Linked DNA regions of Homo sapiens: regions 2 and 3 are each linked to region 1. A link is a contact called in ENCODE Hi-C or POLR2A ChIA-PET data. All regions are on one chromosome and are shown on one strand. Each heading gives the region's core, a stretch centred on a gene start or an enhancer-like site at or near the end of the contact. The rest is flanking DNA. Distances are from core to core; before and after follow the strand shown. Region 1 holds the start of EIF3F (eukaryotic translation initiation factor 3 subunit F). Region 2 holds the start of EIF4G2 (eukaryotic translation initiation factor 4 gamma 2). Region 3 holds the start of AMPD3 (adenosine monophosphate deaminase 3).

Evidence for each region. A loop is a pair of places that touch in the nucleus more often than their neighbours do. ChIA-PET counts read pairs that join two places held with the same protein, here RNA polymerase II (POLR2A). Pooled maps may share reads with other maps.
Region 2: a loop to region 1 is called in a map of CD4-positive, alpha-beta memory T cell, with 11 times the contacts of the local background. The contact joins the promoter of EIF4G2 here to the promoter of EIF3F in region 1. A Hi-C loop is called at or near these places in 1 of 168 maps with a recorded cell type or tissue (CD4-positive, alpha-beta memory T cell) and 6 of 50 pooled maps. POLR2A ChIA-PET finds 5 or more read pairs at or near these places in 1 of 52 experiments (B cell).
Region 3: a map of CD4-positive, alpha-beta T cell shows a loop between it and region 1 (10-fold over the local background). The contact joins the promoter of AMPD3 here to the promoter of EIF3F in region 1. A Hi-C loop is called at or near these places in 2 of 168 maps with a recorded cell type or tissue (CD4-positive, alpha-beta T cell and naive thymus-derived CD4-positive, alpha-beta T cell) and 7 of 50 pooled maps.

What each region holds. Positions count from the first base shown.
Region 1 is chr11:7,986,021-7,988,683 of GRCh38, reverse strand. It overlaps EIF3F (eukaryotic translation initiation factor 3 subunit F), which reads right to left and starts at 1,347. Exons shown (of 8, transcript NM_003754.3): 1 at 968-1,347. The coding sequence starts at 1,331. RefSeq lists enhancers at 1,053-1,102, 571-1,109, 1,110-1,649, 1,533-1,712.
Region 2 is chr11:10,807,599-10,810,261 of GRCh38, reverse strand. It overlaps EIF4G2 (eukaryotic translation initiation factor 4 gamma 2), which reads left to right and starts at 1,336. Exons shown (of 22, transcript NM_001418.4): 1 at 1,336-1,557. LOC101928053 (a long non-coding RNA gene) reads right to left here and starts at 965. Exons shown (of 3, transcript NR_120540.1): 1 at 896-965; 2 at 341-405. RefSeq lists enhancers at 252-858, 934-983, 1,494-1,753, 2,484-2,563 and a silencer at 1,164-1,213.
Region 3 is chr11:10,453,851-10,456,513 of GRCh38, reverse strand. AMPD3 (adenosine monophosphate deaminase 3) reads right to left here and starts at 1,250. Exons shown (of 15, transcript NM_001025389.2): 1 at 1,066-1,250. RefSeq lists an enhancer at 326-375.

The DNA.
Region 1 (2,663 bases), core at 98-2,597:
GTAAGAACTAGTAGATGTTCAAGAGTATGAAAGAGAAAGAATGCTTGTAAATAAAGTGGATTCACAAAGCTATTTAAAATCTGGCACTAAGATGGAATGGAAACGAATTTCATGGGACCAGCATAGTCTCCAGAAAGGAATTTATTATCAACAATCCCTCTTTAGTGCTTTTCCATTTTACAAACTACTTTAACATAAAATATCTATTCCCCAAATTTGGAACACAGGCAGAGAATGGGTCATTTTTCGACCTGAAGGTTAAGGGCAGAAATATAAACAGATAATACAACTGTTTGCGTCCAAATGCAAAATGGGGGAACAGGGTTTCTCACATTAGGTACTAATATTAGGGGACACTGAGGGACACAGATCAGGCTCAGACGTTTAGGACAGCAGAACACTATAAAATCCCAAGCGGGTTCCAACCAAACCGGTTTACTTGTTGGGAGGAATGTTTTTTTACAAACGTCCCCACTCCTTTGACAACTGGTTAGAAAACTTTGTCAATACCTGGAAAACGATGACATTTAGTCAGTGGATAAGGGAGAAATATGTGGTCACTGGTATAGGGAGTCAAGGGTTCCTGACTTCCCACTCGGCGTGTGAACTCATTTTTGGTAGATGCAGCCCATCATACTTGCCATAAACTGCTGTTTATGTAAAATGTAAACCACTGGCATAAATGTAAACCACTGGCATAAAATATTCAGTAAATGACACAACTACTCCTTGTGTATTTTATGTCGCTTAAAGTGACAGCAATCCGGCAGGAGAGAGAGGAGAGATGCAAGTGCTTGAGAAGATAAGTCACAGCAAAAGGTAGGATGCAGATATAGATTAAGAGGTCATTGGGGATGGGAGGAAAGGACGGTAGGACACCAGGAATTAAAGAATTAATGAGTTAGGGGAGTGAGATAAATGAGAAGTGGGAGGAAGAAAAGAATGTTAACTTTCTCTGACCACTCACCCAACAGGGTCCCGATAACTCGGGCAGCACCCTCGTTGCGTCTCTCGTAGCTGTCCACAATGGAGGCCAAAATGACTGGGTGCAGCCTGACCACGCGGCCGCCGGGGAAGGGCCCTGGAAGAGCAGGACCAGGCAGAGCGGGCGCTGGGGTCTGCGCTGGAGCTTGCGCTGAGGCCGGGGTCTGGCCAGGAGCCGCAGTTGCAGCCGCTGCTGCCGCAGGGTCTGAGGATGAGGCTGGAGCCGCAGCGGGAACCGGAGCCGCAGCCGGTGCTGGCGTTGGCGCTGGAACTGAGGCTGGGGCCGCCGCCGGGACTGGGGTTGGCGTGGCCGGAGGAGCACTTACTGGTACCGCCGGTGTGGCCATCTTGTCGAGAAAGAAGGAGGCGGAAGCGGAAATGACAGCATTCATGAATATCAGGAGCTTGATAGGCTGAATATACACCACGTGAGCTAGAGCTTTTTGCTGATTGGTTACTGGTGATACTTCTCGGAGCACTGAAATAGTCCCGCCGTTGGTAATTTCTTCTGGAATTTGTGCGCTCTGCTTTTGGCCCGAGGAGCACTCAGGAAACCCTGGGCTAAGTAGTTCCGGGTAAAACTTGGGACGGCGTTCGAAGAGAAACACTTTGTGCAGCTGCCGCCAGGTGGAACCAGAAAGCAGCGCGGAGGTCGAAATTCGTGTTTTAGACTTAAATGAGATAATGGATGTCAAAGTGCCTTTAAAAAGGATTTTAAGGCCAGGCGCGGTGGCTCACGCCTGTAATCTCAGCACTTCGGGAGACCGAGGCGGAAGGATCGTTTGAGCCCAGAAGCTCGAGGCTGCAATGGGCGAGAAGGAGAACTTAGCTGGATTTCTCCTGCTGCTTTGAGAAGAGACTGGAGGGTGAGGGGAGGTGAGGAGAGGGAGGCGAGAGAGGGAAAAGCAGGGAGACCTGCTGGGAGGCCACTAGGTAATCTAAGTGAGAGATGATGGTGGCTGGGACCAGGCTGGTAGCAGTAGAAGTTCTGAGAAGTGGGAAGATTATGGATATATTTTGAAGGTAGTTTCAATAGGGTTTCCTGAGAAATTGTATATGAGGTGTGAAAGAGAGGAGTCAAGGAGGACTGCAATTTTTTTTTTTTTTTTTTGTACTGAGCGATTAGTAGGATGAAGTCACCATCAATTGAGATAGCAAAAGCTGTAGGTAGAGCAGGTTTTGGGGAAAAGATCCTGATTTCATTTCTGAATGTGTCACCTTTGAGATGTCCATTACACATTCAAGTGGAGTTGTAATAAGGTGTATAAACTAGTCTGTACTTTAGGAGAGGATTATATGAGGTATTGCCTTGTAAAGCTCTTAGCACATGCCTGATATACAGTAGTTATTAAGTCATAGCTATTATCACTATGTGATGGAGGGAGCTCTGACCATAACCCACTGTGTAACTTGGGGCAATCTACAAGTTTTTTCTGAGCCTCAATTTCCTTCTTGGTATAATGGGGTGATAACATCTGCTTGTAAAGACAAAACAAAACACCAAAAAAACTGTCAACTCCCTTAATTAGGTCAAGTCCTAGTGTCCAGCTGGCAAGTGGATAGGTGAGGTTGAACTTCTTATCCCTGATTCTGTGCCCAAGAGTTGATTTCTCCTTGGAGAAATCTTCCATTATTAGAATTCACATGACGCTGCTCCCCTGTAAATGCTCTGTGTAGAC
Region 2 (2,663 bases), core at 87-2,586, 2.8 Mb before region 1:
GAGCCACACCACAGCCTTCTATTACATTTAAATGTCGTAGGAAAAACTGCAATTTTCCGGAAAATTGTATTAAGGACCAGGTGCTCTAATACCAAGAGCTGTTTTGACACATCAAAGGTTAAGTTTGGGTCTTTGAAAATCCTGCCTCTTACTGAACACTTTAAAAGTCATTCATGTTAAAACACACACATTCTTGCCTTTGACTATACACTGTAAAAGTACTACATGTTAAAATGGAGATGGGGACATTTTTGTTGTTTAAGTTTATGGAAGTATGACTCCATTTTAGTATAGCTACAATGTCGCAAACGATGGAATAAGGTACTCATCAATACATTACCTGGTAAGTATAAATAGTTCAACTTGCCGGCTTTGAAAAGCTTAATCCTATTTCTTATGGTGAACCTTAAATAAAATGAAAATACACAACTGACAATGTTTAACGTGCACTTAAACAAACAAAAAACAAAAAAAAACAGGAGCTAGCAATTCGAAATCCTCCAAACACCCGCGGAAGTCTGACACACAGGGTGTTTTCCTCGGTGACCGCCAGCCGGACATTCCTATGGGAAAAGCAGCTTCTTCTGTGCGGTTCGAAGAAAATCAACCCCTTCCTTTCATCACTTTCTCATTCACTCTGCAGGGGGTGGGCCAATAAGGAGCTGAATGAAGCTCCCCTTTGGCATCCGGGCGCACGTCTCGCCTCCTCCCCACTACTTTCTGGGTTCCCTAAGGCTGCCGAAGCCGAGGACCTGGAGCCGGGTAGTGTCCCGGCGCTGCGCCCGGGGGCTCCAGGCCTCAACCCGAAGGGCTCAGCCCCGGGAGAGGCCAGGCACGCGAGGGCAGCCACAGCTCCAAGGGGCGCCAAGAAAAGCAATGCTCACTCGCCACGCACAGGGTTCGGGGGAGGTAAGGGTGCGTTTTCTTCCCATATTCCCGGTGAGAAAACGAGGTCGAGGGAAAAGGGGATGATACAACTGGAGCATGGCATATGGACTCAGTGAACAAAGGGACTGGAGCAAGAAGCAGCAGCCACGCCAACGCAGACTCAAAAGGGCTCTCCGGCTTTACGCACGCAACCCTCATCTCGACAGCGCTCGGCGCCCCTTACGCCACTGGCTCAGCCTCAGAGACTTCGCGAATATGGCTTTGCGCACTGCGGCGGGGCTGCGCCGCAACCGAGCTCAGCCCTGTGGCTCCTCCTCGCTGCCCTGCGCGGATTGGTGGCAGACGGCAACCGGGCCGCTGATTGGGCGGCGAAGGAGCCATTCGGGGAGACTCTGGTGGGTTCGGCTGCCCCAAGAGTGATAAGTTCGGCTTCAGACACGCCTTAGCGCCAGCAGTGAGTCGGAGCTCTATGGAGGTGGCAGCGGGTACCGAGTGGCGGCTGCAGCAGCGACTCCTCTGAGCTGAGTTTGAGGCCGTCCCCGACTCCTTCCTCCCCCTTCCCTCCCCCTTTTTTTTGTTTTCCGTTCCCCTTTCCCCTCCCTTCCCTATCCCCGACGACCGGATCCTGAGGAGGCAGCTGCGGTGGCAGCTGCTGAGTTCTCGGTGAAGGTGAGTTGAGCCGCTGCCGCCGCCGAGTGGAGCGCTCTAAAATGGCCGCCGTCCCTGGTCGCTTCTTCTCGAGTGGTACAAAATGGCGGCCGCAGGCGGAGCCGGGTGGGGCGACCCTTTTTTAGCATTTCCTCTGCGCTTCAGATACCTGGAAAGTCTTGGCTTTTGTTCTCTCTTCCTGTTGCTGACGGAGTAGAAGGAAAACGTCAGTGTTGGCCAGGCCGCCGTGCGGTCATGGCCGGATGGCCGACGCCTGCAGGGACGAGGCCGTGGCGGACCGAGGCACGGCTGTGCTCGGACGGCGAGGGAGCGTGGCTCGGACCGCTAGCGCCGTGGCGGGAGGCACGCGGGCCGGCAGGGAAGGCCAGGCCGTTGGCGCGGGACCAGGGAACCGCAGGCGTCCCGGAGCCTGGCCTCCCGGCGGGGAGGTGTGTAGGACCTGGAGTCGGCAGGGGCTGCCCTTCGTCGGGGAGGAAAGAGAGAGTGATGATTTCTGCCCCTTTTGTCAGCAGAGGAGGCCGTGGCGAGGCGGTTGTCAGTCCCGGGGGGATTTATGGTGCAGGAGGGGGCCCGCTTGGAGGCGGCGGGTGGGCAGGAGGCCGCCTTCCTGCTTGGAGAACAAAGAGCTGGGCGCCGGGCTGGCGGGGGTGGCCTCAGCTGCTCCTCCCCGTCGAGCGACCCGGGCCTCGCGGGGAGGTTGTCGGAAGCACTTCCCTAACTTGCGCCTGGGTGGGAGGAATGCTCCGCTCTTTTGTTCCCAGGAAGGGAAAAACGGGGCGGAGGTTCCTGCTGCCATGTTGTGGCCCTGGTCTTCCGCCTGCAAGTGCTAGTCCTGTACACCCGGCCCCCTCTCGCGCGTCTTTCCACGAGCTCTCCACGGGGAGGAGGCGAAAGGGTGGACAGGGGAAAACTGCTGAAGAGCTTTCGGAGAGACCTCATCTAGTCGCTGGCCTCGTCAAGGCAGTAAAAATTCCTAGGGCAGACATTTTCCACGTGATGTTGCTCGTGTCTGTAGTTAGACTTTTCTATTGATCTCAGTGCTCAGTTTTAAAGATAGTAGAATGTGGCTTTTTCAAAAGATTCGTTCTGAGCCGTTTAAAATGCTC
Region 3 (2,663 bases), core at 1-2,500, 2.5 Mb before region 1:
GCCACAGTCCCTCCAGAAAGGAAGCCCAGTGCCACTGAAATCCCCTCGTTATACGAAGGAAGCTGGTTCCTACTCTTGCCAGACTCCCCTTGCAGAAGCCCCGACACAGACCTGAGCCTGGCTCCATGACTGGTCCTGAAGATGCCACTCAAGTGATGCACCCGGGTGAGGTGCTGCCTGCCACCCAGGAGGCTCAGCTGAGTCAGTGCGTGCGTGCAGCTGGCTGGGTCCTGTCTGCCGGCTGGAGTAGGAGGTCTCTGTTTTGCATATCTGTGAGCAGCAGTGAGCCAGAGCAGGAAAAGCCTGGGCTGGAAATTCTCTCGTGAATATGAAATATGAGTGGAAAATTTCCAAGAGCCCTGAAGTCCCCAGGTAATCCCAGTTATCCAAAACAAAATGGCTGTGGTATCCTGAATGCAGTGTCCTGGCCCTCTTCACAGCCCTCACAAGAGGAAACTAAAGCGGCGGCTTCCTCTTTACAACAGTAAACTCAGCCGTCCTGCCCAGCTGCAGGAGATAAGCCACAGCCTCCCTCTAACGCCCAGCCTCCTCCTGAAAGCTGAGTAGCAACGAGCGATATCATCACCTTTGCTGCTTCCGTTCTGAACGTGCTTCAGGCCTGGCTGCATTTTATCAAGGGGATTGGTCTCAGGTACAGCCCGACCTGCCTCTTCTCAGAAAGCCCCCCTAAAGCAGCCCTCCCAAGGGCACCCCATAACTGCCAGGGGGAGCTTCAATCCCAGTTGCTAATACAATCCCCTCCATCCCCTCCTCCTCTGAAAGGGAAAGACCATGAACTGCTTCCACCTTTCCCAGGAAAGGACAGAGACTCAGGGAGCAGGAACTGCCTCAGCACAGAGGCGGACAGAGGACAGGGGCAGGCTAGGATGAAAAGCTGACAGCCCCATCCCACTCCTTCCTTTCTTCCCAGAAGGAAGCCCACATCACAGGTGACTGCGAAGCCTGATAAGCTTTACCAGAACCCCCACCCCCATCCACACACACAGAAAAGGAGTACACCCCAACTGACCCACCGGAGCCCACCCCAAACCCTCCCCTGCTTACAGCCGCTCACTGCTCCCACGTGGGCCTCCAGCTCCGAGCGCTGGCTGGACTCTGCCACTCCTCCTGGGGAAGGTGGAGCCTGCCTCAAGTGACCCACAGGAGCAATCCTCTAAAACCAAGCAGGGTTGATTAAAATGGCATCACAGGGTGCAAAGCTCTGATCTTCATCTGCCCTTTAGGAGAGTGGGAAGGCTCAGAACAGACACATAGCCTCCCAGTGACTTAGGCAAATCCTGTGGTCCTGGGAAATAACCATGAGCAAAATGGCTATTTCTGTGGTGCTGTTGAAATCCTGGGGAGAAGAGCTCAGGAAGGATGGGTCAGTTGTTTACCGGGAGGCTAGCTGTAACCCTGACTTGGGCCTGAGTCACCTCCGCATGTCCAATCGTGAGGTTGTGTCTTACTGAGCTCACATCATAATTCCTGTGTGCACAGAGCAGTATTACAGGGTTGACACATGATCCTCGGGCTGCTGCTGGGCTTTAGCTACCCAGAGATTACGGCCCACCTGTCCTCACAGCTGTTTCATAAACAGTGCAACCAGCAGGCTACAAGCAACCTAGAGGGAGGGTAATATTTATTCATTAAACAATTAAATGAACTTACAGTATGAGAAAAAAATCCAAGCCCTTAGTACTATTCTGCCAGAAGGAGGAGGGGCAGATGACTTTTTCTGCTAGTGTTTTGGGGAAAGGGGAGGTAGAGTGGGGACTGCAGTGGGAGGATTCCAGCCCAAGGATTTAAGTCCGACACGTTCAGGGAATTTTATTCTGCACCTTTAACCGGATCCCAGCTAGCCTTAGTCTAAACAAGCATTTTTCAAAGTGCAGTCTGCAGAACATGAAAGGTCAGAAGGCTTGGAAAACACTGCATCCTGTAGTCCCTTATGGGTATTCATGCACAGTTTCTACTAGCAAATTCAACACCTGAGAAGTCCTGCAGTAAAGAAAGCTGCTTAACTTTGTTTAACCCGACGCACTTATTTGACCATCCTAGAACTGCTGTCATAGGAAAAAAACACCTATTAATATCTTGTGGTATCGGCTTTGGGAAACACCCTCCACCTTGAGTCTTCATTTTCCAACTTAGAGAAAGCTGCCTTCCTGGAGCCCAGTTTACAGGTATGAGACCCATTGCATCGGGTTCAGACAGAAACCAGCAGCAGCTCCACTAAGATGACACAGGTTGTAACAATGACCAAGGGTCCTGCTGAAGCCAAAAGGCGGGAAGACTCCCCAGAACATGGGCAGTTTAGAAGAAAAATACAGTTCTGTCCCAGAAGAGCAAGCTCTTCTCAGGACCTCACAATTCCACCTTGAGCCTAACTTGTTGCTGCTTCTTGCAGCCAAGATGTCTCTGTGGACTGAAGAGCACTGATCCCAAGCTCAAAGCCTTATTTCCCTTTCGAACAAACATCAAGACAATTTATGATAACCAGATACAGGGCCCGCTTCTCCTGCCCGAGACTAGACTGCATCCCCTTTTATCACTTAAGCACCCCTTACAAACTCTAAAAGACAGGAGAGGACGGAATCAAATTATGTCTCATCAAGAAAGATATCGGCCGGGCATGGTGGCTCATGCCTGTAATCCCAGCA